Regions from separate parts of the Homo sapiens genome. Here regions 1, 2, 3, 4, 5 and 7 are each linked to region 6. The links are chromatin loops, found by intact Hi-C in ENCODE. Cell type or tissue: psoas muscle. All regions are shown on one strand. Region 1 overlaps RORA (RAR related orphan receptor A). Region 2 overlaps LOC107984782 (a long non-coding RNA gene). Region 3 overlaps LOC107984782 (a long non-coding RNA gene). Region 4 overlaps RORA (RAR related orphan receptor A). Region 5 overlaps RORA (RAR related orphan receptor A). Region 6 holds the start of LOC124903501 (a long non-coding RNA gene). Region 7 overlaps LOC107984782 (a long non-coding RNA gene).

The links. Peaks named below come from ENCODE experiments on the same cell type or tissue, not always from the same donor. Only the 100,000 strongest peaks of a DNase experiment are listed, where the experiment ranks them.
Region 1: a loop joins it to region 6, with 3 times the contacts of the local background. A loop is called at or near these places in 47 of 110 quality-filtered maps.
Region 2: it touches region 6 in a loop (8-fold over the local background); 9 of 110 quality-filtered maps call a loop at or near these places.
Region 3: a loop joins it to region 6, with 2.9 times the contacts of the local background. A loop is called at or near these places in 8 of 110 quality-filtered maps.
Region 4: a loop joins it to region 6, with 4 times the contacts of the local background. A loop is called at or near these places in 2 of 110 quality-filtered maps.
Region 5: it touches region 6 in a loop (5-fold over the local background); 27 of 110 quality-filtered maps call a loop at or near these places.
Region 7: it touches region 6 in a loop (4-fold over the local background); 7 of 110 quality-filtered maps call a loop at or near these places.

Annotation. Positions count from the first base shown.
Region 1 is chr15:60,519,221-60,523,220 of GRCh38, forward strand. All of the region lies in intron 3 of RORA (RAR related orphan receptor A), which reads right to left. All of the region lies in intron 3 of RORA-AS1 (RORA antisense RNA 1), which reads left to right. Among named protein-coding and RNA genes, the nearest start is that of RORA-AS1, 42 kb to the left of the region's middle. In psoas muscle, a CTCF peak has its summit at 1,744 (motif pointing left); a DNase peak (open chromatin) is centred at 1,731; H3K27ac peaks cover 1,791 bases.
Region 2 is chr15:61,700,856-61,704,855 of GRCh38, forward strand. The region is part of intron 1 of LOC107984782 (a long non-coding RNA gene); the gene reads right to left. Among named protein-coding and RNA genes, the nearest start is that of LINC02349, 27 kb to the right of the region's middle. In psoas muscle, no CTCF peak of the experiment used is centred here; DNase peaks (open chromatin) are centred at 1,546 and 2,066; H3K27ac peaks cover 379 bases.
Region 3 is chr15:61,532,542-61,536,541 of GRCh38, forward strand. The region is part of intron 3 of LOC107984782 (a long non-coding RNA gene); the gene reads right to left. Among named protein-coding and RNA genes, the nearest start is that of LINC02349, 200 kb to the right of the region's middle. In psoas muscle, no CTCF peak of the experiment used is centred here; no DNase peak of the experiment used is centred here.
Region 4 is chr15:60,943,320-60,947,319 of GRCh38, forward strand. All of the region lies in intron 1 of RORA (RAR related orphan receptor A), which reads right to left. Among named protein-coding and RNA genes, the nearest start is that of RORA-AS4, 180 kb to the left of the region's middle. RefSeq lists a silencer at 1,891-2,185 and an enhancer at 3,649-4,000. In psoas muscle, no CTCF peak of the experiment used is centred here; a DNase peak (open chromatin) is centred at 2,042.
Region 5 is chr15:61,170,246-61,174,245 of GRCh38, forward strand. All of the region lies in intron 1 of RORA (RAR related orphan receptor A), which reads right to left. Among named protein-coding and RNA genes, the nearest start is that of RORA, 57 kb to the right of the region's middle. RefSeq lists an enhancer at 3,288-3,788. In psoas muscle, no CTCF peak of the experiment used is centred here; no DNase peak of the experiment used is centred here; H3K27ac peaks cover 469 bases.
Region 6 is chr15:61,831,916-61,835,915 of GRCh38, forward strand. It overlaps LOC124903501 (a long non-coding RNA gene), which reads left to right and starts at 2,780. Exons shown (of 3, transcript XR_007064668.1): 1 at 2,780-2,862. RefSeq lists an enhancer at 1-428. In psoas muscle, CTCF peaks have their summits at 2,377 (motif pointing left) and 3,784 (motif pointing left); DNase peaks (open chromatin) are centred at 2,366 and 3,746; H3K4me3 peaks cover 731 bases.
Region 7 is chr15:61,619,449-61,623,448 of GRCh38, forward strand. The region is part of intron 2 of LOC107984782 (a long non-coding RNA gene); the gene reads right to left. Among named protein-coding and RNA genes, the nearest start is that of LINC02349, 110 kb to the right of the region's middle. In psoas muscle, a CTCF peak has its summit at 1,836 (motif pointing left); a DNase peak (open chromatin) is centred at 1,813; H3K4me3 peaks cover 55 bases; H3K27ac peaks cover 712 bases.

The sequences.
Region 1 (4,000 bases), 1.3 Mb before region 6:
GGTACCTGATTAAAACAAATCCCAAATACCATTAAAACAGCACTGACTTCATACTAGGCACTCTATGCTTTATGTGGATTGTGTCATTCACTTGTGACAAGGGCAATATTGGGCAAATCCTATCATTCCCCTGGTTTTAAGGCTGAAAAAACAGAGGCTTAGAGAGGTGTAGTGACTTGCTCAGAGTCCTCGCTGTAGCATGGGGTAAAGCCAGGATATGACTTCACATAGTTTAACTCCAGAACTTACACTGTCATCTTGTTTTGTTTTTCTGCTTCTCTTGTGTGTCAAAAGAATTCCTCCTTAGTTGTTCTCATATGGGGCAACCATTAAATTAGGCAGTGTAAAAAACAAGTTATGCAGAATAAAGTAGCAAGAGCAATCTACTCTGAAATTAGTGTTTTCCCTCACTTTAGCACCTTTAGCTGACCCAGCTTCCTACCGCCCAGACATTTTACAAAAATCTCTCTCTGGAGTTGCCTCCTGATCTGGATTAGGAGTCACATAAGAAAATCAGTCTCATGAGTCCATCATTTTTCCTCATTTCTGACCAGAAGTATTCTGCCCCATTTGCTTCACCTTATTTCTAAATCACTCTAGCTCATTTAAACAAACAAACAAACAAACAAACAAACAATGAAACTTACTGCAAGGGCACAGAATAACTATCATTAAAGATGTCTGTGTAATTATGCCATAAGTTGCAAGGCAAACTCATGAAGCATTCCGTATGTTCTTTGAGCAGTGGCACTGTGGCTCGAACCAATGTCCAGCTTCCACACTATCTGCTTGGAAGAGGATTACCCTTATTTGGAAGTCTCAGTTTTGAGGATTTGGGGAAAGCAGGCACGCAAGCAGACACACCTTATTCTCTACAGCATCATTTATACCTCAACTAAGTCAGCTGAACAAATGCCTGCTGAAAAGTTCTGGGAGTGGCATAGCTAAGAACCAGAAAGGCGATCTTTCTTTTGGATTAAGTCAACAGAGTCATACCCACAAGGAGAACTATCAAATATCAGATGCGAGAGGTGAAGTGGGGTTATAAGGTGAGAGCTGAGAAGGGAGAAACAGGGTGAGTAAACCTCCATGACTCAGACGAATACTGAACTTTGCATTTCAGGAAGAATGAGGGTTTGGGTTGCTTCTTTTTCTTTTTAAAAACCTCTTCTTTTCAGTATTCCTTGGGGGGCGGGGTTCTCAGAGGATTAAGGGTTTGGAAAATTAAACAGATAAGATACTAAGAGTTAAATAACACATAAGAGGAAGAAGGATTAGAAAGAGGAAGAAGAAAAGTAGAAAGTGTGGTAGGTACCTTCCTACCTCAAGGTAGAAGTAGTGTGTTTCTAAGTACAGAGATAGATTTTGTCTGATTGGGGAGAAATCCTGCAAAAGGATTAGGAAGTGAGTGAGCTGAGAGATGAATTCCAGGGATTGGAGGTCATACAGAGAGCAGGGGAAGCACAAAACTAGGGCATGGAGTTTTGGGTGGAACTGAGGAGGCGTAAAAAAAAAGTGCTGAAGTTGTGAGCTGGGAAAGGTATCAAGTACATAATTTGGCAATTTTGTTATTTCTAAAAGATAAGCTAACAAATTACTTGGCTGTCATAAAAGTTCACTTTTTATGGATGTTAAAATACATGGAGATGTTCATTTACAAACATGGTGAGCTTGAGCCAGAGAGCCACCATGATACATTTCAGGTAGTATACGTTTAGTGTGACTGTGGCGCACTACCACCACCTAGTGGCAGCAGATTACCATGCAGCTATTGCAAATAGAAAATTAGAATAAAACAAACAGGCCTTTGGTGCTGAAAGACTTTGAGAGATTATCAGGTACAGCAGTTGACATATAGGTGATGCATCAGAAACACCCACAGAGCTTTTAAAAGATACACCTTAGATATATCAAACCAGAACTATATATCAAACCAGAAACTTTTGGCGATGTCGTCCAGGCATACATAGTAGTTTGAACAATGAGAAATTCCCATTTTTATAAGTCAAAAAAGAAAAAAATTGTCATTTTTTTTTTTTTGAGACGGAGTCTTGGTCCGTCACCAGGCTGGAGTGCAGTGGCATTACCTCGGGTCACTGCAACCTCTGCCTCCTGGGTTCAAGTGATTCTCCTGCCTCAGCCTCCCGAGTAGCTGGGACTACAGGCGTGCACCACCACACCGAGCTAATTTTTGTATTTTTAGTAGAGACAGGGTTTCACCATGTTGGCTAGCATGGTCTAGATCTCTTGACCCCGTGATTCGCCTGCCTCGGCCTCCCAAAGTGCTCGGATTTACAGGCGTGAGCCACCGTACCTGGCCACAATTGTCATTTTTATAGTAAATATTTTTTAAAAGCTCCCCGAAGACTTTGACTTCCTTTTGTTAAGAACCAGAGATTGATTCGAGTTTTCTGATTTGCCAAAAACAAAAATGAAGTTTAGAATGTTAAATGACTTGTCCAAGGTCCCATGGCTGGGACTCAATCTCTTGTCCTGATTTTAAGTCCAGTGCCCTCTTACTTATATGTATCTTCTTCATTGTGGGACAAACAAAACAATGTCACACATTCTCGATTTCCTGACACAGAGTCCCTACATATCCACCTTTTGTTTCAATTCCTACTGTCTCAAAGACATCTCTCCAGTGTTCCTCCCTTATTTCACCTAGCTTTTCAAAACGCCTTGTGCTTTTATTTCTGATACGTGTCTTACCTTCTCTGGAAATTCTATTCCCTAATACTTTTTCTTTAAAAAAAATGACTGTATACTATGAATTTTTCACTGATCCCATTAGATGGGCGCTTGGCAAACTGGGACAGAGGCCATGGTGTTTAGGAGAAGGCTCATACCAGGTTGCAAGAGCTGAGTGCTAAAATGTCAGGAATTTTGTTATTAAGGCTAGTTATTAAATCTGTTATTACACATTAACTGATGCATTCCTGACATAAAAAATTAACTACTTTTTAATGATTATTTTACTGTTATCAATGTTCTTCAGGTTGTCTACATCAATTATCCTTATATCTGAAGGTGGAAATACTATACCATGCTGTGCATCCCTTCCCTACTCTGTATTCTGTGAAAGAGCGGGTCGGGTGGCTTGAAAATGGCCATTGGTGGGATTATTTACACCACAGAAATTGGCAAATGTTACAGATCAGGGTTTGATTTATTATTTTGCTTTATTGTCTAGATTTAAAAAGTGATGGCCCAATGCAGTGGCTCATGCCTGTAATCCCAATACTTTGAGAGGCTGAGGCAGGAAGGTGATGGCCCAATGCAGTGGCTCATGCCTGTAATCCCAATACTTTGAGAGGCTGAGGCAGGAGGATCACTTGAGGCCAGGTGTTCGAGACCAGCCTGGGCAACATAGACCCTGTCTCTACAGGAAATAAAACAATTAGCCAGGTGTAGTGGCATGTGCTTGTAGTCCCAGCTACTTGGGAAGGTGAGGTGGGAAGATTGTTGGAGCCAGGAGTTTGAGGGTGCAGTGAGCTATGATTGTACCACTGCATTCCAGCCTGGACAACAGAGTGAGACCCTGTGTCTTAAAAAAAAAAAAAAAAAAAGACCAGGTGTGGTGGCTCACACCTGTAATCCCAGCGCTTTGGGAGGCCGAGGTGGGCAGATCACGAGGTCAGGAGTTCGAGACCAGCCTGACCAACATGGTGAAACCCTGTCTCTACTAAAAACACAAAAATTAGCCAAGCTTGGTGACAGGTGCCTGTAATCCTAGCTACCCAGGAGGCGGAGGTTGCAGTGAGCCGAGATCACACCACTGCACTCCAGCCTGGGCAACAGGGCGAGACTCTGCCTCAAAAAAAAAACACAAAAAAAAAAACTGATGAAAATTATAATAATGCAGATTAAACTTAACAGTACATCATATCCAGTGCTCCCATTGTGAATAACATAAAAAGTGGAAGAAATGTTCTTCTGGTATTTGAAAACTATTAACTGAGTCAGCAAGGAAGTGGTTCATGTCATTGTTGGCGAATGA
Region 2 (4,000 bases), 130 kb before region 6:
ATACGCCATTGCTTGTATTTCTATTGCACGAAGACTATAAACATGATTTCCAAGAGCTCTGTGCTGCAAGGACATCTAAATAAAATATCAGTTTCATGACCGGTGTCAGCATTTAGAAACTTATTTCCTGTACTTGCAGCTGCTGCAGGTCTGGGTTTCTGTGGCAATTCACATCTTAGCCACTTACAAAATGGCAGTTTATAGGTTTTATGACTACACCATGTAAACATATTTCTCTCTTTTAATGGGTGCACAAACTACACTGCAGTATAAGCATTATTAAAACTATTCGGAAAGCGACCTTAAATATGGCATTTAATAAGCCAAGATATTTTAATAAAAGATTTAATGCATACTTAAACTATATTACAGATTTCTTTCCCTGAATACCATTTGTGTTTTTGATAACTGTTTACCTAGTTCCTTGGCTAGGATTTTGAAACTAAAACATGAACAAGCTCTTTTTGGACTGTAGCTTTCAATTGCCTTAATTCCAGGGGATATTTTATGGTCTGCACTAAGTCTAGCAAATGCAGTCACCTCTTGATTATGTATGAGTGAGTTTCCTATTTTATGGATCTGTAAAAATTACAGAAAATCATTTAAATCTAAACATTCCAAAGTAGGAGAAGGTTAAGTAAACTCTGGGACATACAGTCTATGTATATGGCCATTTACATGATGTTTACAAAGAGCATTTAACCAATTTTTTAAAATTGTTGAATTCTGGCCTAGCGTTTCCCGGTGAAGGTCAAAGTCCAAAATTAATGCCAGAAAAACAAGTGAAGGAAGCTTACCTACTGTAAAATTACATCACACATTCCAGGCACTGGGGAGATGAAATAGGTTTCAATAATACATGTCTATCTCTTCTCTCTAAAAGGGGTGCCCAGGAGTCCGTGCAATTGGCATTACCGGAAAAACATCAGCCAAGAAGGAAAAGACAATGGGGAACAGATTTTGCCCTAACCTTAACCCTAATTCTAAAAAATTTAGACATTTCTAATAGTCATAACTGACCAAAAGTCTTCAAATAGAACAGTGAGGGCAAAGCCCCTCGAGTGGGAATCAGTTGGCATGTACTAGGGACACGGAGAAGGTCTTTATTTGTAAGGAGAAAAGTCCTGACTCCAACTTTTCATAAACTAACAATTTCAGTCCAAGACACTAAATTTTTAGTAACTTTTAGTAGAGTACTTTTTAAGATTCTACTAAGTAAGCCTTAGTTCTATACAGAAACAGAAATGAAAAAAAGGGAAAATAAAATCTTTCTACAGACACAACATTTGTCAATAAGAACCAAAGAAAAGGAATGGAATTTAAAATCAAATCAGGAAGTTGAACACAAATCAAGCTTTAAGAACCACTAGATAAAACCAGGATCTTTTCCTTTTCTTCTCAGTTAGCATAGCAGGGGTTGGCTGTAGCTGGGAGCCTATGTCATCAATGCTGCTCTGCTGCTCTCCCTAAGATATCTAGGGATTCCAGGGAAGACACAATCTGCGATGTCAGCATCAGCTGTCTCCTGTGATGCAGCAGACAGAAGGCAGACAGGCAGAGACAGCCATCCAAATAACACTGGTCCCCTGGGTGGCTCAACTGGATGACATTTAGGGTCTTTTCAACACTGCAATTCTACACAACTATGCCTCCTGACTAAAAGGACAGGATGTACCACTTACTCATCAAACATGTACAAGAACATCCTCCACCATGGCACACTGCTTCCAAAATGGCAGGAAGCAACCTCAAAGCAGCGATTGTAGTTAATATGTGTTTTATGTCCTTTTGGCTTGAGTATGAAGCACACAGGTGTGGGGAGAGATTACCCCTGCCAGCCACAGGGGCCCATCCTGGCCCCAGAGGTGCAGTTGCTGCTTGTCACCTGCAATAGGTGCTCTAAGCATGTCTTTGAAGGAGAAATTTGGCTCATGCCACGAATGTATTTGCTTGCCTGACTAAAGAAAACAGGTGTGTAACCACCTCATATAAGGGAAATTGCTGCTCCATGGGCCATGTGATGAGCAAGCTGGAGCAGGTGTGCAGCCTGGCAGGCAGACCCCATACATGCTCCCAGAAAGATACTGGGCAACAACTGCAGCATGGTAACTGGCTGTTCCTTTGTGCTTGCCTCACAAGCCATGAGGCTGAGAACATGCCAAAATCCTTGCTACTCCCACATGAGACAGAACTGCACGCAGCAGCCAGTAGGTTTGGGATCAAAGGCAGATAGATGATCTTTAGGGCAAGTAATCACCAACTTGAGGGTCTCCACGCTTCAGGAACCCCCCAAAGTTCCAATTCATACAGCTTATATATAGAAAAAACTTGATAGAGCTTTTTCCAAATTTTACAACCATTCTAGAAATTTATGATATTGCCAATAACTATGTATGAAAATGAAACTAACTTTTCCAAACCACAAAAAATAAAAATTACATTTTGATCAAATATGGTATAGAAAAGACTGAACTACCTTTCTATTTTCTCTTTAGAAAATACTATAAACTTGTCATATGAAGAAGATGTCAACTACAGAGATGTGTCAGGCAGTTAATTATTAAAGTATATTGTTATTTTTCTGGATTTTGTATAATGTTTGTGGTATTTGTCAGCTTTCTGAATCCATAATTTGTTGTGATTTCTTTCCTTGTTCTAAATAAATATTCACTATTTTACCTAATTTTGTATGTGGTTGATTTATTACTTTTCTTAAAGAGGGGACTTCCAAAGTGTATAGGCTTCAGATTCTTCAAAACCTTGATCTGCCCCGGTTTGAAAGTTAACAGCAGGAATGAAAATTACATGGTAAAAATAAGGCAGCAAGAAAAAGAAAAGATTTAAAAGAATCAAATTTCAAATCTAGAAATAAAAATATACAGTCAGTGAAAAAAATCCAATGGGTGAGTTGAACAGAAAACTAGACAAAACCATTGAGAAATTAAGTGAATTATAAGAATAGATATAAGGAAACTGCTCAGAATGCAACACAAAGAGAAAATATGAAAAAGGGTTAAATACGTGGAAGATATAATGTCCAAATGTACATTAGGAATTCCAGAACACAGGAAAAGAAAAAATAGAAAAGAGTTAATATTCAAAGAGATAATACTTAAGAATTTTCCAGAATTTAAGAAAGAAGTCCTCATATGGCAGGAACATAAAAATTCTTAGACAAATAAATTAAAAGAAACCCACCTCTACACACATAGCAATAAAACAATAGAGTATTATAAACAAAGCCATTCAGAAACAGAGAAATTAACAAGCAGTAACATTAGGCTAAGACTTTCTGCCACAACAAAGGATTCCAGACAATAGAGTATGTTATCTAACTAAAACAACATTCAAGAGTGAGCACAAAACAATGGTGTTTTCAGAAAAAGAGAGAGTTTACTACACAAATTCTTTTTGAAAGATCTGCTAAAAGTGTATTTCAAGAAGAAAGACAGTGAACCTCAAATGATAAAAAGGCTTCAAAAGTAACACTAGGCAAAGATATTGGCAAATATCTTTTGAATATTTCTAAAATATCCAAATGAGATTTTTCTTACTTAGATTTCTTTTGGAAACATCTAAATAAGCATTGAGTACTAATCATAATAACAACGACAAGAGTGGGAAAAAGCCAGGAGCAGTGGTGAGCATCTGCAATCCCAGCTACTGAGGAGGTTGAAGTGAGGATCCCTTGAGCCCAGGAATTCAAGTCCAACCTGGGCAACATAGTGAGACCCTCATCTCTTATGGGAAGAAATCAAAGAGGAACTTAAACACTGGAGAAAAATAAAATGAATAGTGTCAGTGCAGAGATCAAAGCTTAAGTTCTTATATTGTTCTGGAAGAGAGTGAAGGTAATGAATGAGGGTTAGAGTTTTGCTAAATCAAAAAATGTGTGCTCATACAGAAATCAATAGCCTTCACATACATAATAACCAGTTATAGAAAATAATGGTTAAGAAATTTACAATAGCAAAAGATTAAATATATAGGAAAAAACCCA
Region 3 (4,000 bases), 300 kb before region 6:
CTGTTCTTACTTCCCATCCAAATATCCTCTGGTCTTCAAGGCCTAAATCATTGCCCCCTTTTTTGGGGGGCAGGGGGACCGAGTTTTGCTCTTGTTGCCCAGGCTGGAGTGCAGTGGCACAATCTTGACTCTCCACAACCTCCGCCTCCAGGGTTCAAGTGATTCTCCTGCCTCAGCCTTCCTGAGTAGCTGGGATCACAGGCATGCACCAACACGCCTGGCTAATTTTTTGTATTTTTAGTAGAGATGGGGTTTCTCCATATTGGTCAGGCTGGCCTCGAACTCCTGACCTCAGATGATCCACCCGCCTCAGCCTCCCAAAGTGCTGGGATTACAGGTGTGAGCCACCGCACCCGGCCAATCATTGCCCTTCTTTAAGCAGTCTTTCCTTACTCCTCTAGTAAGCTCATCTTCTTTCCCTGAACTCCTACATCCCTCAGTGTTTTTACTCCTTAATAATACTAGCTACCATTTATTGAGCATCTACTACATGACAGGTATGTAGCTGGATACCTGATTATCACTAATCCTCTCTACCCTTTATCCTGTTTTGGATAAATAAATGGAGACTCAGAGAGGTTGAGAGTTTCCTGAGGTCATGTAGCTTGTAAAGAGGTAGAGTTTAGGGTAGAGGCTTCCTTCTTCAATTTTACCATGCTGTTACCTGTTGACCTTCAAGTCAGAAGGCCTGGGTATAACCCAGGCTCTGTCACTAATTAGCAGTCAAACCTTGCATGGATCATTTCACTTCCATGGACTTAATTTTTATAGCTCCATGGCTCCTCCTATCACTAACATTCTGAGATGCCATTCACAGAGGGTAGTGAATCTCATTATGCTTTTCTAGATGAGAGAAAAGGCCTCAGACAATCCAGACTGGTGTTTTTATTGAGCCTTGAATTCCCAGGAAACGGGAGATGTGGTGGGGTCGGGACACGGAAGCCATTGTTCTTTGCAGGATGCTTGGAGGCATCTTGTCATATTGAATTAAGCATTTATCTTTATTTAGAAACTCCAGAAATTTTACAGGAAGGGTTTGTTAAGGAGAGGGTTGAAATTGTCAACCTGCCATAGAATCGCAGATGAACAAAAGCTGTAGAGAGTTCCTTTTTCCCCTGGATAGCAGAGGGGTTTGCCTTTTCATTTTGTGGGCCTTATGGAAGAGCAGACACATGTCTCTTTTTACAGACGGGAGATTTTGTTCAGCAACTGCCAAACCAACCTGGGCCAAACCCCATGGAGACTATTTGAGAGCTGGAGATGTGCAGCTTTTGCTTGAACATATATCCTGACCCTTGAGCCTTGCGGGCTGAAATTGCACAGCACTGACAGAGCCATGCACACTGAAAAAGGAAGCTAATATCAAGGCAGAGAGGGGTCCATTTCAGTCACCGTTAAGTTGAATTCCTCAATGTCCTTACCCTGACCCTTGTTGTGGAAAGAATATGGCCTTTAAATTTAGGCAAACTGGATTTACAACCTGGCTCTTGTTATTCACCTTACTTTCAGTTTCTTGTTTAATAAATGAGAGTCACACTACTCACCTTATTGCATCATTTTTAAAATGAAAAGAAGTGATGAACATAAAGCACCTATATCAAAGTAGATACTCAACAAAGATTAGTTTCTCTCTCCACTTGTATCTTACATAGTTAACCCAGTACCAGCAACTAAACTGTATTTCTGAATTCAAATGGAGGTGTTGGTGGGGAGGGTAGGTTAAGACGGCATGTCAGAGAAAGAGGCCACATGAACACTATCCCACTCCATACATTCTCTCCTCATTTGAATATCCCATTTGTCAATTTTGCAAGAAAGTTAAAAAAAAAAACAAACCACTCATTGTTTAGGAGATTTCACGCTTTCCCTCCATCTTGCTTCTTGATGTAAATCCCAAAACAGTCCGTGCAGCATTTCTCAGCACTGCTAGCACCAATCCCAAGAAGTGGTTCTTCTAGCGCGCTTTTAAGGGCTCGCATGACTAATAAAGTGTGACATGGCTAAGATTTGCTAGCCTTCTCTTCAGTGCGTACATTCTAGCTGACAAAATATGGCTAAATTTAGCTGCCTTCAGACAACAAGCGTCTTACAAACAAAGAGGGCCGCAAAGGCGAAAATGAGCCATGACATGTCTCTGTCCTAACATGGATGTGCCCAGTATCGCCTTGGTACCCCAGCCCTCAGCAAAGACATCTATGCGTACGGGCAGTGTCTGAACTGGGTGCTGACGGTGGCAAGGTAGACTCTAGGTAAGGTGGTTTTCTTGTGGACTCTGACCCAAGGGTCCTTACCAAGGTGGAAGGATGGGGGTTTAGGCAGCAACAGAGTGAGTGAAGATAATAATCATAATGCCAGAGGTTTCCTTAGCCCTGACTGTGAGCCACCCTATGCTCTAACCACAACACCCCACTGCCTCCAATAACAATGCATTATCAAGACTGGAAGAGAGCCCAGAGAACATTTAACTTAACACTCAAATTTTGTGCTTGCAACCATCAAGGCCCCCAAATGGGAAGCAACTTTTTCAGGGTCCCATAGCCAAAGGGTGGCTGGTTTAAGACAGGAGCACCATGCTGCTGCCTCTCGGTCAACTTAAACTGCTTCACAGGAAAGAGAAGCGTGGGAAATCTGCCCAGACATATGGGAGGCACTTTGTGGAGGAGAATCATATGTTGCTAGAGCATTCTGAGAGCTAAAACTGTCTCCCTTCCAGTCCAAAGTTTGTGTAGCTGGATCCAAAACACTGTAAATGTATTTGGCATAGATGACACAAAGAAACTGACCTTTCTGTGGCAGGGAGGGGCACTGAACGTGACAGTGGACACTCCCTGAGTTCAGCCAGACACCCTAGAGCAGCCAAGTAAGGACCTCCAATCGACTGGAGGCTCAGATTCAAGTTCCACTGAAGCTCAAAGGAAGAGAGCCACAGTCCCCTGGGGGTGTCAGTGATGGAGCATGGAGGGAAATAGAACGATGCCTTTCGGTCCATTGTTGGAATTTCTGATCCAGGCACATCCTCTGAGTGCTGGGTATCACTTGTTGACAAGTGCATCTTTACCACCCCCTTATGCCCTCCCAGTGTCTCAGGGGAATGATGGCTGGGAACTGCATTGTTCAGACTCCTGTGCCAGCAGGGTTCCTGATACGGTTGCAGTTCTCCCCGCAAGATGCACTCATATGAGTGGTAGAAGTAGAAGCCATTGTTCCTCAGGCAGGGCGGGTGAACACATGGCTTTAGCCGCATGTTATCAGTCGCATCCATGTTCCTCTGACTGGCAGGGGTTACAGGGCCACCTGTGAACACCGCCTGTAGAGGTTTTCTGCAGTTTCTTGACCCCTGGGAGGTGGTGATAGCTTCCTGATTCTCAGAATCACAGCTTGGTGGTAAAGCTGAAAGCCAGTGGCTGACCCCTTGTTTCAACTTATCCAGCTGGTCCTTACAAAGCTTCTGAAAGCGCCCGATTCCCTGTGTTCCGTCCTTTTGTTTGAAATATATAAAGTGGCTTCTGTCCTCTTGACTTAGCTCTGTTGCTGAATACATTTAGTTATAATCAGAAGTAATTTGTAAAACACTTTCCTTGTGCTAGGACTATGCTAAGCATCATCTCATTCAATCTTCACTATAAGAACATAATCGTTCTCCTTATACAGATGAAAAAATGAAGGATTAAGTAGATAAAGTGACTTCCTGGGCTCACCCAGTTAGTGAATGGCAAGCTAAGGTGATCTGACTCCAGACTCTTAGCCACTTTGAAAATTGGCCCCCTTCATTTCCAGATGACAGCCTACCTCAGGAGCATCATGCCTAAGGCTACCATCTAGGATGAGCGGAATCTCAAAGGAAGGAGAAAAAAGTCAGGGTTTCAAAGAGGAAAACCAAGGGACTTATTCCTTGTCCCTCCTCTACAGCTGTTCCATAGCTGATGAAATTCCACAAATATGCGCCAAGCTCCATGTACCCAACCCCCCACCTTGCATGTCCTTACTCTGTTACTCCTCA
Region 4 (4,000 bases), 890 kb before region 6:
TCACTTTTAAAGTTAGCTTAGGAACGTCAATTCTGATTCTATTCAATCTTGTTCTGGCTCTTGTAGTCACTCTTCTGAGGCACTCTTGTTCTTTGCTGTATCAAGGTCATACTTAAAAAGAGATGTTATTTCTTGATCAGGGTTTTGAGAGGATTACATTTTCAATGTGAAGGTTCAGCCACTGTTTTAGAGGACTGTACTAATGAGCATAAGACAGAAGGTCTTGGCCCAATGTGGACCCGCATTCAGTTCTATTCTCCAAGGATGACATCTTTAACCTCAGCCAGCTATTTCGCAAAAGTGAGTAATGGGTCGGCTGGGCATGGTGGCTCATGCCTGTAATCCCAGCACTTTGGGAGGCTGAGGTGGGGGGATTGCCTGAGCTCAGGAGTTCAAGACCAGCCTGGGCAACACGGTGAAACCCCATCACTACTAAAATACAAAAAATTAGCCAGGCGTGGTAGCGTGTGCCTGTAATCCCAGCTACTCGGGAGGCTGAGGCAGGAGAATTGCTTGAACCTGGGAGGCAGAGGTTGCAGTGACCCGAGATCATGCCACTGCACTCCAACATGGGTGACAGAGCCAGACTCCATCTCCAAAAAAAAAAAAAAAAAAAAAAAAGTGAGTAATGGGTCAAAGGGGACCAGATGAGAGCATAAATGAGCATAAATATATCACTTCTATTAACTAAACAAACCATAAAATGGAGGCCTTTTGCCATAGTCAGTCAGTCGTCCATTATCATGACAGGAAAAATCACACATATGCTCTCATATGAGTTGTCCATCTGTCAAAGAATTTGTATAAACCGAAGAACAGTAACATGCACTGAAGATGAAAAGCACCTGGGGAGCTTTAAAAATTCCTGAGGCCCAGGCCACCCTGGTCCCACCTGGGAAGTCTGATGTAACTGGTCTGAGATGGAGCATGGGCATCAGTATAATTTAAAAGCCCCAGGAAGATCCTCCCATGCAACTAGAGCTAGAACCACTGGTCTAGACCCAGTTGGCCACAGTGAACACCGTACTAAGGGCCAGGGACTCTGCACAAACTGCCTTAATGGGTGGAGTTACAGGTGGTAAAAAACAGAAAACCGTATACAATAAGCAGCACGGAGCGAGATGCGGTGGCTCAAGCCTGTAATCCCAGCACTTTGGGAGGCTAAGGCAAGTGGATCACCTGAGCTCAGGAGTTCAAGACCAGCTTGGGCAACATAGTGAAACCCCATCTCTACCACAAATACAAAAAAGAAAAAAATGGCCAGGTGTGGTGGCAAGCATCTGTGATCTCAGCTACTTAGGAGGCTGAGGTGAGAGGACTGCTTGAGCAAAAGGGGCAGAGGTTGCAGTGAGCTGAGATCATACCACTGTACTCCAAAAAAAAAAAAAAAAAAAAGCAGCATGGCCCAGAATTCCTGTCTGATGCTTCCCATATTCCCAGAGGGCAATACACCATTTCCAATAATCGTCCCTGCAGAAGGATAGAAAAATGTCAGCAACAAGAGTGACACTTAAAACTGCACCCCAGACTCCTGTGGTTGAGATGCTGCATGCCCAACGTGGTCTGACTTCCCACTGACTGACCTAGGCATAGCACCAGGTGGAGCATGCAGACATATCAAGGTTTCCATAGGGTCCACAGCTCAGAGATATAACAGATGCCCGATAGGAGCAAAATGAAAGATTGAAACAAAAACAAACAGCCCACTTTGGTTTTAGAGCAGAGAAAGCTAGGAGCTGATTGGCTTAAGAGCAGAGAGGAGGAAGGCTATAGTTTAATATACCCAGCAAATCCAGCAATATGGGGCTGGACCACCCCATATAGATAACCTATAAAATATAATTTCCCTCCCCACCCTCTCTCTGAAAATCCAAACTCATGATCACATAAACTGCACAAATCATGGGAAAGAACAGGAACTCTCATCTCTCTTTTTAAAGGAAAATATGTATTCCACGGTTCCTGTTGGCACGAGCTGGACATTACAGGGCTGATATCTCTGGGGACAAGGCACAGTGCTGGCTTCTTGCATGGAGGCAAGTGGTGCCAACTGGCCAGCATACCAGGTTGGCTCTCTTCCAGGACACAGTGGCTTGCATGAGCTCCCGTCAGGGGAAACGTTGTTATATCATGGCTGCTGCAGACAAGAAGATGATGGAAAGGATAAGGCTCTCCAGGCTACAACTACCGAGAACAGTGCTTGTTAGAAAAAATACTTTTCACCATTAGGGGAGGAAAACGGCTCTTTCTCCAAATTCCTCCCATTTGCTCCCCATCCCTGCCATGCATAACAATATGTTCCATTCAGAAGTAGTGTTAGAAATAAAGGATTGCAGACAAAACTGTACTTTGGAAAAGGGAAAATAATTGGTTCACTCAAGGGGCACTTTTTTGGCAAACCCAAGGCAACTCACAATGGTACATATGCTTGTCTATCCCAGTGCACATGATGAGACCTGAAATCGAGAGGTCACTTCTGTTTGTGGGAAAGCCAGGATCACTTAATTGGCCAGAAGAGCCAGAAGCAAGCTAACCTATCAACCTAGCTTTTAATCTATGAGGCAGAATCTATTCCCTGACTTTTTCACACAGGTGATGATGCTCATAAGTTCTCCCAGCAGCTGGGCAGACTGACGAGTCAGGAATGTACCAGGTTCCCCACCCTGAGTTCAGGCTGGGCTCACTCTAGCACTCAGGTGGGTTATATGCAGGAGAAACCAAGGAACCTCCAGGAAGAAGATGCATTCCAAGGGGAGAGTGAAGCCAAGTGCACCTTTCTGAATCAAAGATAATGAGCCAGGATCAGCGGGTGTGCTGAGGGTGATTCCGCACAGCGTCCCCCACCCTGAGTGTCCTATGTCCCATGGGAGAGCAGCTGCAATTGCATGGATGAATAAAACCAAAATGACTCCGACTCCCTCTCCCTCTCCCTCTCTCTCCCTCCTTCTCCCCACGGTCTCCCTCTCCCTCTCTTTCCAGGGTCTCCCTCTGATGACGAGCCGAAGCGGGACTGTACTGCCGCCATCTCTGCTCACTGCAACCTCCCTGCCTGATTCTTCTGCCTCAGCCTGCCGAGTGCCTGCGATTGCAGGCGCGCGCCGCCACGCCTGACTGGTTTTCGTATTTTTTTGGTGGAGACGGGGTTTCGCTTTGTTGGCCGGGCTGGTCTCCAGCTCCTAACCGGGAGTGATCTGCCAGCTTCGGCCTCCCGAGTTGCCGGGATTGCAGACGGAGTCTCATTCACTCAGTGCTCAATGTTGCCCAGGCTGGAGTGCAGTGGCGTGATCTCGGGTAGCTACAACCTCCACCTCCCAGCCGCCTGCCTTGGCTTCCCAAAGTGCCCAGATTGCAGCCTCTGCCCAGCCGCCACCCCGTCTGGGAAGTGAGGAGCGTCTCTGCCTGGCTGCCCATCGTCTGGGATGTGAGGAGCCCCTCTGCCCGGCTGCCCAGTCTGGGAAGTGAGGAGCACCTCTTCCCGGCCACCATCCCGTCTAGGAAGTGAGGAGCGTCTCTGCCTGGCCGCCCATCGTCTGAGATGTGGGGAGCGCCTCTGCCCCGCCGCCCCGTCTGGGATGTGAGGAGCGCCTCTGCCCGGCCCCGACCCCGTCTGGGAGGTGAGGAGCGTCTCTGCCCCGCCGCCCTCTCTGAGAAGTGAGGAGCCCCTCCGTCCGGCAGCCGCCCCTTCCGGGAGGGAGGTGGGGGGCCAGCCCCCGCCCGGCCAGCCGCCCCGTCCGGGAGGGAGGTGGGGGGCCAGCCCCCGACCGGCCAGCCGCCCTGTCCGGGAGGGAGGTGGGGGGGTCAGCCCCCACCCGGCCAGCCCCTTCTGGGAAGTGAGGAGCCCCTCTGCCCAGCCGCCACCCCGTCTGGGAGGTGTACCCAACAGCTCATTGAGAACGGGCCATGATGACGATGGCGGTTTTGTCGAATAGAAAAGGGGGAAATGTGGGGAAAAGATAGAGAAATCAGATTGTTGCTGTGTCTGTGTGGAAAGAGGTAGACA
Region 5 (4,000 bases), 660 kb before region 6:
GCTTGTATTTCTTCTGAAAGCTGTAGGGAGAAATCTGTTTTCTTGCGTTTTCTACTTTCTGCAGGCCACCTGCATTCTCTTTGCCCTTTCTTCCACTTTCAAAGCCAGCAGTGTAGCGTCTTCAAATCTTTCTCTTCCTGTTTGTGTGTCCTGTGCTTTTGTCATTAAATCTCCTTCTTTCACTCTGACTCTCCTGCCCGCCTCTTATAAGGACCTGTAATTACACTGAGCTCGCCTAGTTAATCCAGGATCATCTCCCAACTCAAGGTCCTAACTGAATCGCATGTGCAAGGTCGCTTTCCATGCAAGGTAACAGATTGCCAGGCTCTAGGGATTGGGGTATGGACTTCGCTATTTTGCCTGCCATACTTCTCTCATAAAACCATTATGAAAATATAAAAAGAGCATATATGTGTATTTTTCAGCACAATCCTGGCACATTGTAAGTGCTCCAAATATACAGCCATGATTATATCAATATACCAATACCAGCACTAGCAGTCAAAAGAGAAGTGGTTGTTAATGCTTAGTTAGGTAAAGCAGAGCCATTTGGATCAACCTTGAATGAAAGCAAATGGAAGCGTAATTGGGGCTGGATAGTGCACAGACACATCCTTTTACAGTTTCATATCCTCACTCTTCGTTTTAAAAACAAATGTTTACTGGGCACCCTCTAGATACCATACTTTCCATTCCTCACAATAGTCGTTTCTGGTAGATGTTACCGCCTTACTTTACAGGTGACGACAGTAAGACTTAGGTTACACAATTTGGTCAGATTGTTCAGCTGGTCACTAGCAAAGGCAGGATTTGAATTTGCTATTGTCTGATTTAAGCCCGCCCTCTTTCCAGGCTCCAGGACTTGGCGACATGCTGGCTCATACTCACTCTGATCATCAAAACTACACCAGACCTGCCCCACGGGCAGCTGGCACACTTGGCTTTCAGGGCAGAAATCAAGTTCTTGCTTCTCCGGTGTCCTCCACAGCCCTACACCCATCCAGGGGCACACGGTGGGTGGGCTATGCCATCCTTGTGATCTTGCTAGGAACAGGAGAGCCCAATGAGAGGCCTAAGTGCTTCTGGGGCAATGGTTCTCAGCCCTGGCATGTGTCACAATGACCTGGAGAGCCTGCTAAGCCAGACTGTTGGCCCCACCCCCAGAGTTCAGTAGGTCTGTATTTGCATTTCAAATAAGAACCCAGGTGATGCTGATTCTGCTAATCCAGGCCCACACCCTAAGAACCACCCCTCTGCAGGGATCCGGAAGTAAATTTATTAAAGGAGAATACACTGCTCAGATGTGGGGTATTAACACTCACTGGTCCCCACCCACTCCACTTCTGGACTTCTGCAGAGCTGCTAGCCCTACTTGACTAATAATTCCCAGCAGAGGGGCAGTCTCCCCATAACCTATGACACATCGCTCACTTTCCTCCACTGCTCCTGGAGGTGGCCCCCATTGGGAATCTTAGCTTTACTGGCTACATCTTTAGCAGAGAGGCCTGGGTCATCTGTCCTCCCTGTATCTTCAGCTCAGCCAAACAATAAAATGCAAGACACAAAACGTTGCCTTTGAAAATGAGGCAGCTGGGGAGAGGAACGATGCCTTTAAAAGGGCAAAGGTTCTTTGGGACACCGATCCTCAACATCTCACCCTGCAGCTCAAAGTCAAGGCTTGCCAGGGTTCAAGTTCTCAAGTGTGCTTCAGTGGTGTTATTTAGATGTGACCCTATAGGCTGAAGGGCATGCACATTAGCATATTTTGTAACAGCTGTTGATGAAGATGTTAAGTCTTGCTCAGGGGACCAGTTGCAGTGAGAAGCATTTTATGAGAACAATATATATTGTAGACATCTGAATATATTTCCATGAGAAAATAAGGATGAAGAAACAAAAAAAAATGGTATAGTGTCCTTACACAGCAGATGAATATTTAATACACTGGAGCTTATCTTTAAGAGAAAAAAATACCCTTTGCAATTTTTCATGCTTCCTACAATAGCAATCCATATACGAAATGACAAACACTATAGCCACCCATATAAATACCACGTATTTCATTATTCCTTTCTTACGGTGGCACAAAGGCCAGCTGCTACATGAAGTATCATGAAAACATAAATTAGTGGTTATAAATAGCATATTTAAAGGATGAGGCCATCTAAAATCGGTTGGCTTAACAGAGGCCAAGAACAAGTCTGAGGAATTGATAAGACAGGAGGGAAACTCAGGTAGTATATGCAGATCCCAGGACAGCAGCCCACAGATGCTCCACCAGGGGCTCTCAAAACAGAGTTCAAGGGGGATAGGTCTCAGGGCCCCGGAGGAATGATCCTACTTTCAGTTGACCCTTGCCACCTCAGGAGGGACCAATTCAGAGACTGCTTATCACCACTATTTTTAACTTCTTGGCAATATAACCAGTACAATGGGAAAATCGCCCAAAGTAAATACATACTCTCCTTTGATTCTTCTCCTGGAAAGCAGTTTTCTACTATTTTCCGTTAGAATCATTTCCAGGGTAAATCACACTTCAGAGGCAGAGCTTAAGTCTAAGGGTCCCCTAAGGAGCATGTATCCTGGGCTGGGAGGAGCTAAAAAAAAGGCATGTCTTTGCTCTCTGCTGTAGATGCTGTGTCCAAGCAAGTCCTTTGAGAAGCCTCTGCAAGTTTTTCACCTTCAAGCCTCCTGCGTTATTACTATTTCCTGAGTTTTGCTACCAAACAAAATTACCTGTAGTCATATATAATTATTTTTCCATGAGACAGCTTAATATTGATAACATTTTTGTGGTTTTTAAATTTTATTTTATTTTTCCTTTTCCATCTCTCTTTCCTGGTATTAATAACATTTTTGAACATTTTCTTTCTACTAGGCACTGTACGAGGATCCTCTCATGTAATCCTCATCTCAATCCTATGAGCTGGGTACCACTATTACCCCCACTTTATATACAGGAAAACTGGATCACAGCAGTGCAGTAACTTGCTCAAGATCTTGCAGCTTGAAAGTGGTGGTACAAATCTAAAATCCAGATCTGTCTTCAAAGTCCATGCTTTTAACCACTGCACTGTGCAGCCTGAATTCATCCATTCACCATATTATGTTAATACAGTTCCATATTAAAGAGAAAACTGTTTAAACTATTTTAAAACTTAGGAAGGATAAATGCATAACTTGTGTTGGAATTTTTTAAGCACATAAAATAGTTTCAGGCAACCCATTCAGGTCTTCATGGACCCCTAGCTGTCCTGGACCTCACATTAGAAATCACTGACCTAGACCCACCTGAACATCATTTGCCATGTGAATCTTCTAGGTCTGCACAAAACACCTAGTTAAAAATATCGTCTGATGCTCTGGAATAACAAGTCAAATAAAATCAAAATACGGAATGACATTCAAGCCTCTTTTTTTGAGTGTGTGAGATGGGGTCCTGCTCTGCCACCCAGGCTGGAGTGCAGTGGCGTGACCACGGCTCACTGCGACCTCAACCTCCCAGATTCAAGAGATCCTCACACCTCAGCCTCCCGAGTAGCTGGGACTATAGGCATGTGGGGCCTGTGCCACCGTGCCTGGATGATTTTTTGTAGAAAGGTCTACGTTGCCCAGGCTGGTCTCCATCAAGGCTCTAATTAAACTGGTCCTTCCTATCTTTTCAGATCCATCTTCCAGATCTGTGGTATGCACACTGGGTCTGAATCAGCAGGTGAGGGGCCTGGGAATCTGTGCTTTTAGCAAACTCCCCAGGAGACCTTTATTGGCAGAAATTTTGGAAAACATTTCCATCCTGTTCCTGGCCATTCACAAACATGGTAACTCTGACCTCCTGGGGCAACTCACCATTTACAAGGCACATTACCTACTCTCTCAGCTTTCTGCCAGGGCTCAAGCCCATTCTCCAGCCTGAAATGTATGTCTCATGCTTTCCTCCCAGGCCTGGCTCAAAGGTCTCCTCTGGAAAGCCTTCTCTGCTGGCTTCTGTTAGAATCTGTCA
Region 6 (4,000 bases):
GTCTTGGCTTTCAGTCTTTCAGAGCCTCCCCTGGGGCACTGCCCCACCTCTGCCGAGAGTCCAGCGTTCACTCATCCTCCCCCAGGGAACTCGAGGCTTGGGGAGCTATTAATAAATACAGTTTCCCCTCCACACACCTTCATCAATCAAGCGGCAAGAACCTGGGGTAAGGCACAGCTCCAGGAAGCCCCAGCTACGATGAGCAGATAGTACCTGGGCAGGCCTCCTTTGCACCCCTAGGCACCAGCATGGACCTGTCTTAATCACCAGGCCCCGAAGAATGACACAGGCCTCCACAGCTCAGGGAGCTCCTACAAATGAGGGCTCAGGTCAGCTCTAAAGACAACTGCCCTATGCCCTAGAATCCTCTTGACAGAGGCACAGTCCTTCTGTGTCTCTGAAGGTCATGCCGTCCTTCAGGTATTGGATTGCAGTTTCTAAAAAGACCTAGGAGCTGTATCTCAGGTGAACAGTGCTCCCAGCCAGGCAGCCCGATCTGAGCCGGAGGCCACAGCCACGTCTCCCTCATCTTCGTAGACCCAGAGCCACAGGTTCACCTCTGAGCTTTGTCACCACCTACCCCTTCCCTGGTGGCCACAGTGACATGTCTCCCAGCTCTTCCCAGCTCCCTGAGCAGAAACAACTGTCCAGCTCATCTTTATTCCCTACAGTAACTGGTCTATGAGCACGTGATAGATATTTGTTAGAAGAGGATTATGGAACGCTTTGGTTGATAAAGAAAGAGGAATAATATATTCCTTGAGCTACATGTTTCTTGATTTCTTTCTGGGTGTACTGTGGAGAGCCCATTATGTTAGTTCATTTAGTTCTGACGACAATGTGTTGATGTGGGTAATACTATTATCCGTATTTTAGGAGGAGGAAGCTGAATAATAGGAAGAGCCTGGGCTGGGTTTCAAACCCAGCCTGCCTATCCTGGAGCCACATTCTCAGCCAAATGTAGAGCCCTGCTTTTCCCTATCAAAAAAGAATGGATTCCCAGGGATCTGTCTTTTTCTAAACATCAGCATGACTCTGTTTCATCTTAATTGCCTGGCACACAGTAGGTGATCTATAAATGTCTAGGAAAGATTAATAAATGAATGTCATCAATGTCGATGAAAAAGCAAATATTGAAGGAAGAAAAAATTTAAAGATGGGCACTCTGTTCTGAAGCATTATCAGCAATTTCATGGTGTGTGTTTTTTGTGTGTGTCTCATACGCAGACACTTGCAGGCACACACATACCACACAAGTCTATGATCTCAAGTTTGAGAAAGTGAATATTAATTACTTCTACAAAAAATATTACAGGCTTTTCTATCCCCCAAGATGTGCTTCAAAACTGTACCCATGTTGCAATTCAACCTTCCTTCTGCTAATCTCACTATGCCATTTAAACTTCTACTGTCTTTATACGGCGGCGCCAAGGGTTTAGGCAGAAGTGTAAGAGATGAGAGCCCAGAGCTTCTACATGGGCAACAGTGGGATCTATCCTGGATCCTACCCTTTCTACCTAACCCGGGAACTTGGTAAGGTCCTCAGTGTCTCTAACCATGGCTCACACACTCCTTCAGGTCTAGCTGTGTTGTCTTTGTGCGTGTGTGTGTGTGTGCCCGTGCAGCGCATGCACACCCAAGAAGGTCCAAACTATTCCCAAATTTAAATCTTTTCTCTCACCATAACCCTAAATACAGCATGCACATTAGAAACATATATCCAAATATGGGGTTCAATAATGAACCATTGCCTCATCAGACATTATTTCCTCCAAAATGTATACAAACACTTAAACCACTCCTTTTATTAAAAAAAAAAAAGAGCAAAAAAATGAGGACCAACAATCTATAAAAGGAAATTCAGATAGAGATGGGGGAAGTGGCAGTGGTTTTGCAGTTTCCAAAGGTGAGCCTCCAAGGGACAGAGCTCACTCAGCATCTGCCAGCTAATGAGGTCATCGTGATCATTTCTTTGCTTTAAGAGACAGGGTCTTGCGCTGTCACCCAGGCTGGAGTGCAGTGGCGCGAACTCGGCTCACTGCAGCCTCAGCCTCCTGTCCTTAAGTGATCCTCCTGCCTCAGCCTCCCAGAGTGCTAGTACTACAGGCGCATGCCACCATGCCTGGCCCTATGGGTGGATTTGACTTTGGCCACTCAATGCTCCTTGGAAAAGCCCCCTCTACTTCAGAATCCAGTATCCCCTTTCCTCACCACCTCCCAGCACTGACATTTAGAGTTTTCACAAACATGAAGTCCACACCACTCTAAACAAACTCTTGGATGCTCCATTTTGCTCACTTTGGCAGAAGCTGAGCTTTCTGTCCCGAGATTGAAAGAGGCACGAAGCTTAAGTCACTCCGCCACCCTGTGGCCAGCGAGAGAACTGCACGCTTCCCGCGGGACAGAGGCCGGGCTCTGGAACAATGAGCTCACAAGCCGCACACAATTTTTAAATCCATCATAGCACCTTTTAGGAGCACCTCTTCAAAGGCCCTACAGTAGTTCTTAACTGAACTGGAAATTGCCTGCTTTCCATACAATTGTACACAAGTGTTCTTCTGTTTAAAGGGACCGATTCATCTATTTCTGGGTGCTTTGTTCTCCAAAACAGTGTGGTTAGAAATCACCCCCAGGTTTATCCAGTTCATCCTCCTGCCTCAAGGAAGGACGCCCTTCAACCCATTCAGGGAACACACGTCGCTGCCGTTTTATGAAGAGTATCTGAAGGCAGCGTCACAATCTCCTAAAACGCACCCATGTGTTTGAAGGTCAGGGGCTCAGAAGGTTTTCTCTAAAGTCAAACCCAAATTCCTGCTGCTGCAAAGACCTGAGGAAGTACGAGCAACCCCTGCTGAATCTGATGTGAGTTCGAGTCCTAATTGCAGGACTTACTTGCTCTGAGCCTTTCTGTTCTGATCTGTGACGTGAGGGGCGAGGGTCATTCTTCCTGCCCCTGCCTTACGGTTGTAGGGGCATCCCGTGTGCAAAAGCACCCTGTAAGGCTTTTAAAGTGCGGTGGGAATGTGGCTCCGGGTTATTCTCATCGAATGTTCCACGGTGTCAGAAGACATTCACAGAGGGGCAGGTTGCACAAAACGAGGTCCTTAAACACAGAGCTAGGAGGAAACAGAATGGGGTAGGTGCCGGTTAGGTGGACCAGACATATCACACCCCCCTGCTCAACTTGGGGGTTACAGTGCACGCTGAGAGCGGGCCACCGACAAACCATGAACCAGTGACCTGCTCACTGGCATTTTGAGCCGACAGTAACCCCCCTCAGCCACAGAGTGCCAGTGCAGGAGTTACTCTGGCCAGGGCAGGGAGGCCCGGGGGCTCTGTGACACAGAGCTTGCCCCGATCACGGAAGCCATCTGTCCTGGATTTTCTGGAGTTCTGGTTTCAAATATTCCAGTCTATTGTTCCAGCAAAGACACAGGGCTTTGCAGGGTCTGACAGCTGGGGTTCAGGAAATATAGCCCCAGAACCCCATCCTCGCAGCACCCTTTTGAATGGAAGAGACATAAACGATCATAAATGAAAAACCCTCACTGCGGTCTCTGAAATCCCACTCCTGAAGTGAAGGGCTCTCACTGTGGCCACCCTGTCCAGGAAGTCGGGGGGTAGCCTGTTTCGGGGTTGGAGCTGGAATCCTCCCGAGTCTGTGATTGGCCAGGACTCTCTCCTGGGACCCCACACCGGAGCCCAAAGGGCAGGATCAGAAGGGAGAGGCTTCCTTGGAGCACGGGCACAGCTGGTGGCTGGGCGCCCTCTAGTGGAAGATCAGAAAAAGACAGCCTGGAGGGATGCAAAATGAAACTCACCAAGCAAGCCAAGTGAATTTTTCTCCTGAATTTTCTTTCCCCTGCTTCAGGATTGCCAGCAGACATCTGCTTCCACGTTGACTGGTAGGCAGGCTTCAGTGCCTCCTATGATCCAGTCTAGGGAACGACCTTCAGTTCATAACAAATCACAGAAACCTTGGAAATTTTTCTGAACAGCA
Region 7 (4,000 bases), 210 kb before region 6:
ATTAGTGGCTGTGGTTAATCCTGGAGTCTGTCCTTACAGACTATTTTCACTTAACTCTCCAATAACAAGTTGGCCACTGAAGCTGGTGGGTAAGGGTGGGGGAAACACATGATCTGAGTCCTTTACTTCCACTGGATCTTCAGTTATCCACAGAAAGTAACCCTAGGCACCTTTCCAACTGTGCTGTTAGTTTATTTTCTTTCTATAGTCAGTACCCAAATATACAATTTTTCCTCTTCTTAGTTTGTAAACGGTCAGTCACTAGGGGGAAAAAAGCACAGTGATTACTAATGGGAGATGCCACTAAGGTTCCAGCTGTGAACAGGAGAAATCCAAGATGACCCATCATCTAAATGTCAACGCAAACACCATGCCATTCAGAATGAAACAAGGAAGCCTGCGTGCAGACAGCCAGAATACATTACCAATTGCATATTTAGCTCCAGAATTTGTGAATCTTTGCAAAGAAATTTAGGGGCTTCTCACTTGATTAAATAGCCTGTGATGGAGGATTCGGTTGTTCCCCACAATAGTTGCATGCAAATGATAGATTCACATGGACTACAGCATACAGAGCCCTTAGGGGGCTGTACATTTTTAAGTAATTCTGCCATTGTTTTTGCATAGTAATTGGAAACGTACATTCTGTTGGAATGTGATTCTTATTAGAAGAGAAGGTCGCTGCTGTCTGCTACAGGATTCTATTCATTTAGGGTCAGCGGGACTTAAAAACAGACGAAGAATCTGCATTTATGCACTAAATGAGGATCTGCCTTAAACCCCAGCAAGTTTCTAGCCTGCATTAAAAGCTAACTCTCACTCTCTACTTTCATCTGCCTCTTTTCCCAGCTTCCTAATATTTATTTAGCCTGATTCTGCTTTGTGAATAAGTGACTCCCTGATGACTGAGTAGCAACTAGAGTTAAATTAGTCATGTAAGAGCAGCAAATTAGTAAATGGCACCCCAGTTACCAGAGAGGAGCTATATCATTCTGTGTGTTTAAAGTACTATTACCATCTATCTAGGAGTCAGGAGCTGTCCTGTGCATACAATGAGTCCTCAGTGGTCCCACTCACAGTATGACACAGGATTTGGCCAGGACGGAAAGCTGGGGGGCGGGGCAGCCAGTCATTTATCTATATCCTCCCACTCATTTCCCCTGTACCCCTCAGATGTTTGGGTGAAAGGTGGCCTAGGTCAGGGTCACAGAACAAAGCTGATGGTCTCATAGGAAAGATCAAGTCTGTGATGTTGTTAAACTCTGCTAACACAAATGAGGACACTCAGCCAGTCATTTAGAGGAGGAAAGGGAACAGCATTTCCTCACGTTCTTGTTATGTGAAGGATGGGGCTTGGGCCAGCAGCACCTGCATTACTGAGGAGCTTATTTCTTAGACCTAAGAGCGATGGTCTGTAGCTCCTCCTCAGACTTCCTGAATTGGAATCTGCATTTTCACAGACCCCAGGTGGTTTTAACACACACTGATGTTTGGGAAGCACTGTCTTACATCTCTAAATGTCAGCACCCAAAACACAGAGACCCCATGAGTCTTAGTCAATCCTATAGTGGCAGTACCTGAATCAGTGCCTGGTGCATAGTAGACACTCAAATATGTGTGGAGTGAATTGAACGGGAATGAAGAAAGAAAAGGAAAAAAATCTTCATGGCAACATAAAATAAATTTCGTAGCAACAATAAAAAAAGGAGGGAGGAGAAATCAAGTTCTAAAATAAAAATGAAAATCAAAGAAAGCAGCCAGAAAGCATCCAGGGAGATGCACCTGGCTGGTGGAGATGGGCTGTGGCCCCACCTGCTGGCCACAGTCGCTGGAGTGCCATCCTTGTCCACGACCTTCATTCATGAGTCTGCCTCTCCCACACTTTGCCTTAGGAGGCTGGCCCCTATCTTGCACACTCAGGCCTATTAGCCACAGTTATCTCTCCCATACAGCACTATCAGGTTACTTTAGAGCTGAAGCCTAATTGGACCAATGTAGACTCTTTACAATGTGTTTAAAGTTCTGAGCTCCTGGTTTAAGTGGAAAGAATGTCAATGATGATTGATCATCACCAGTCTCCTGGGGACCTCATGTGCCCAGAGCTTGAGCCTTCACCTAGGACCCAAAATACTTAGAGAGAGAAAATAAGTCACTGTATTTGGATAGGCAAAAAACAAAACAAACAAACAAAAAACAACCACAAACCCTGCTTTGCTGCTCAATTCCTTTTCATCTGGTCTTAAGAGAGTACAGCCACCACAAACGCAGCAAATTTAGTGTACATGAGACTGGAGGATATGGGAGAGAAGGGTACGTCTGTTCAGAAAATTATGGATTTTCCTTAACATGAGAAAATGAAAGAGAATAATTCAGCACCCAAATCATGTTAGTGCAAAGATCGATTGTTTTCCAGATTTCTTAATTTGATTGGACTGAGAATTACAAGCTGAGTAGATGTACTGTAGTGAGATGCTTTTGATATGATAATTGATAATATTTATTAGAATCACATGGGCACTCTGCTGGACTCTTTATATGCAGTATCTCCTGCAGTCCTCACAACAACCCACTAAGATAAGAATTATTACTATCACCTTTTTACATGCGAAAGCTGCAGCACAGAGAGGTTAAGTAACTTACCAAGGGTCACACAGCTGGTAAATACGTAGGCAGTAGAAAATATAGGACTCAAACCCAGGTCTGTGTGGTTGCAAGCCAGTGCATTTAACTGCTCCACTATCCTGCATCTCTCTTATATTTTCTTAATAAAGAGAAATTGAATGAAATGTGGAAATCAAAGCTAGAGAGAGAGCAGAAGACGACAAATTACCCCATGTGGGTAGGACTTATACACTGCATAAAGAGAAAAGGCTTAAGGAGGATGATGATTTTAGATAACTTCGCAAGGTTGAATTCACCTCTTCTGACTACTCAGAGACAATTTTTTAGACTTCAAGAGTTATTTAGCAAATGGATCTTGGTGACCCACAGAAAGAAAAAGCTGTTCTTAAGGAGGAAAAAATGTATTATTTTCCTCTGGTGGGATTAGGAGCTACCAATGATTTGAGAAGAGGAATGGTCTCTAAAACCCAGCAAGACAAGACAATAAGAGAGAGTCACAACTCTGTCTATATCTGGTTTTTCTAGGCTCGTTGAGCCAGGCCAGTAATTAGTATAACTCCATGTAAACTGTAATCACCATTTCTCTGATGTGATCAAGCTCACAGTGGAAGGATTCTGCTGTCTAATGTGACTAGCTTCTCCGATTCCATTTTCATAGCTGAATCGAGGTAGATCTCTTCCTGCAATGCAGTTTAATAATTGTTTTAAGAAACCCTAGAAACTAAAAGTAGCATATGAAAATTTGCAATGCATATAATTATATTATGACTGGGGACTCCAAAATAAGTCATGGCATTTATTTATTCATGCACTATGTACTCTGTGGTCCCCTGGGAAAAGAAATGTTTAAATTAAGATGTATGATAAGACAGATTCCGGTGTCTTATGCACTGAATTACAACTCACTAACATGTAGCTTTTACATAATACTTGCTCTCTCACTCTGACCTTGACTCTGAACATTTTTACAAAATATTTGTCTCCTAAGCCTCACCCCAACTTCGAGAAGCCCATATCATGAACATCATCATCATCATCATCATCATCACATATACTTTAATTTCACTTTTAATTCATCTCTGGCCAAGAAGATCTAGTAAGTTGATAGGGGAGAAACATCAAAAGGAAACTCACAATACATGTAAATATAAATTAAAATCCACCTTGCTTTGTTATAATTTTCATTCTAAAAACATGTACATAATTCATGATGGAGGATGGGGGGACTAGAAGATGCAGGGCTGGGGACAACCTTTTAATAGTGAATAGTGCCATGAAAAGTTTTTTTTTTCTAATGAGCCAAGAGAATGAGGGAGGAACTCAAAGAGGCAACGACAGTTTGATCTTTCACTTCTACATCTTTGGAAAAAGAGAAAAT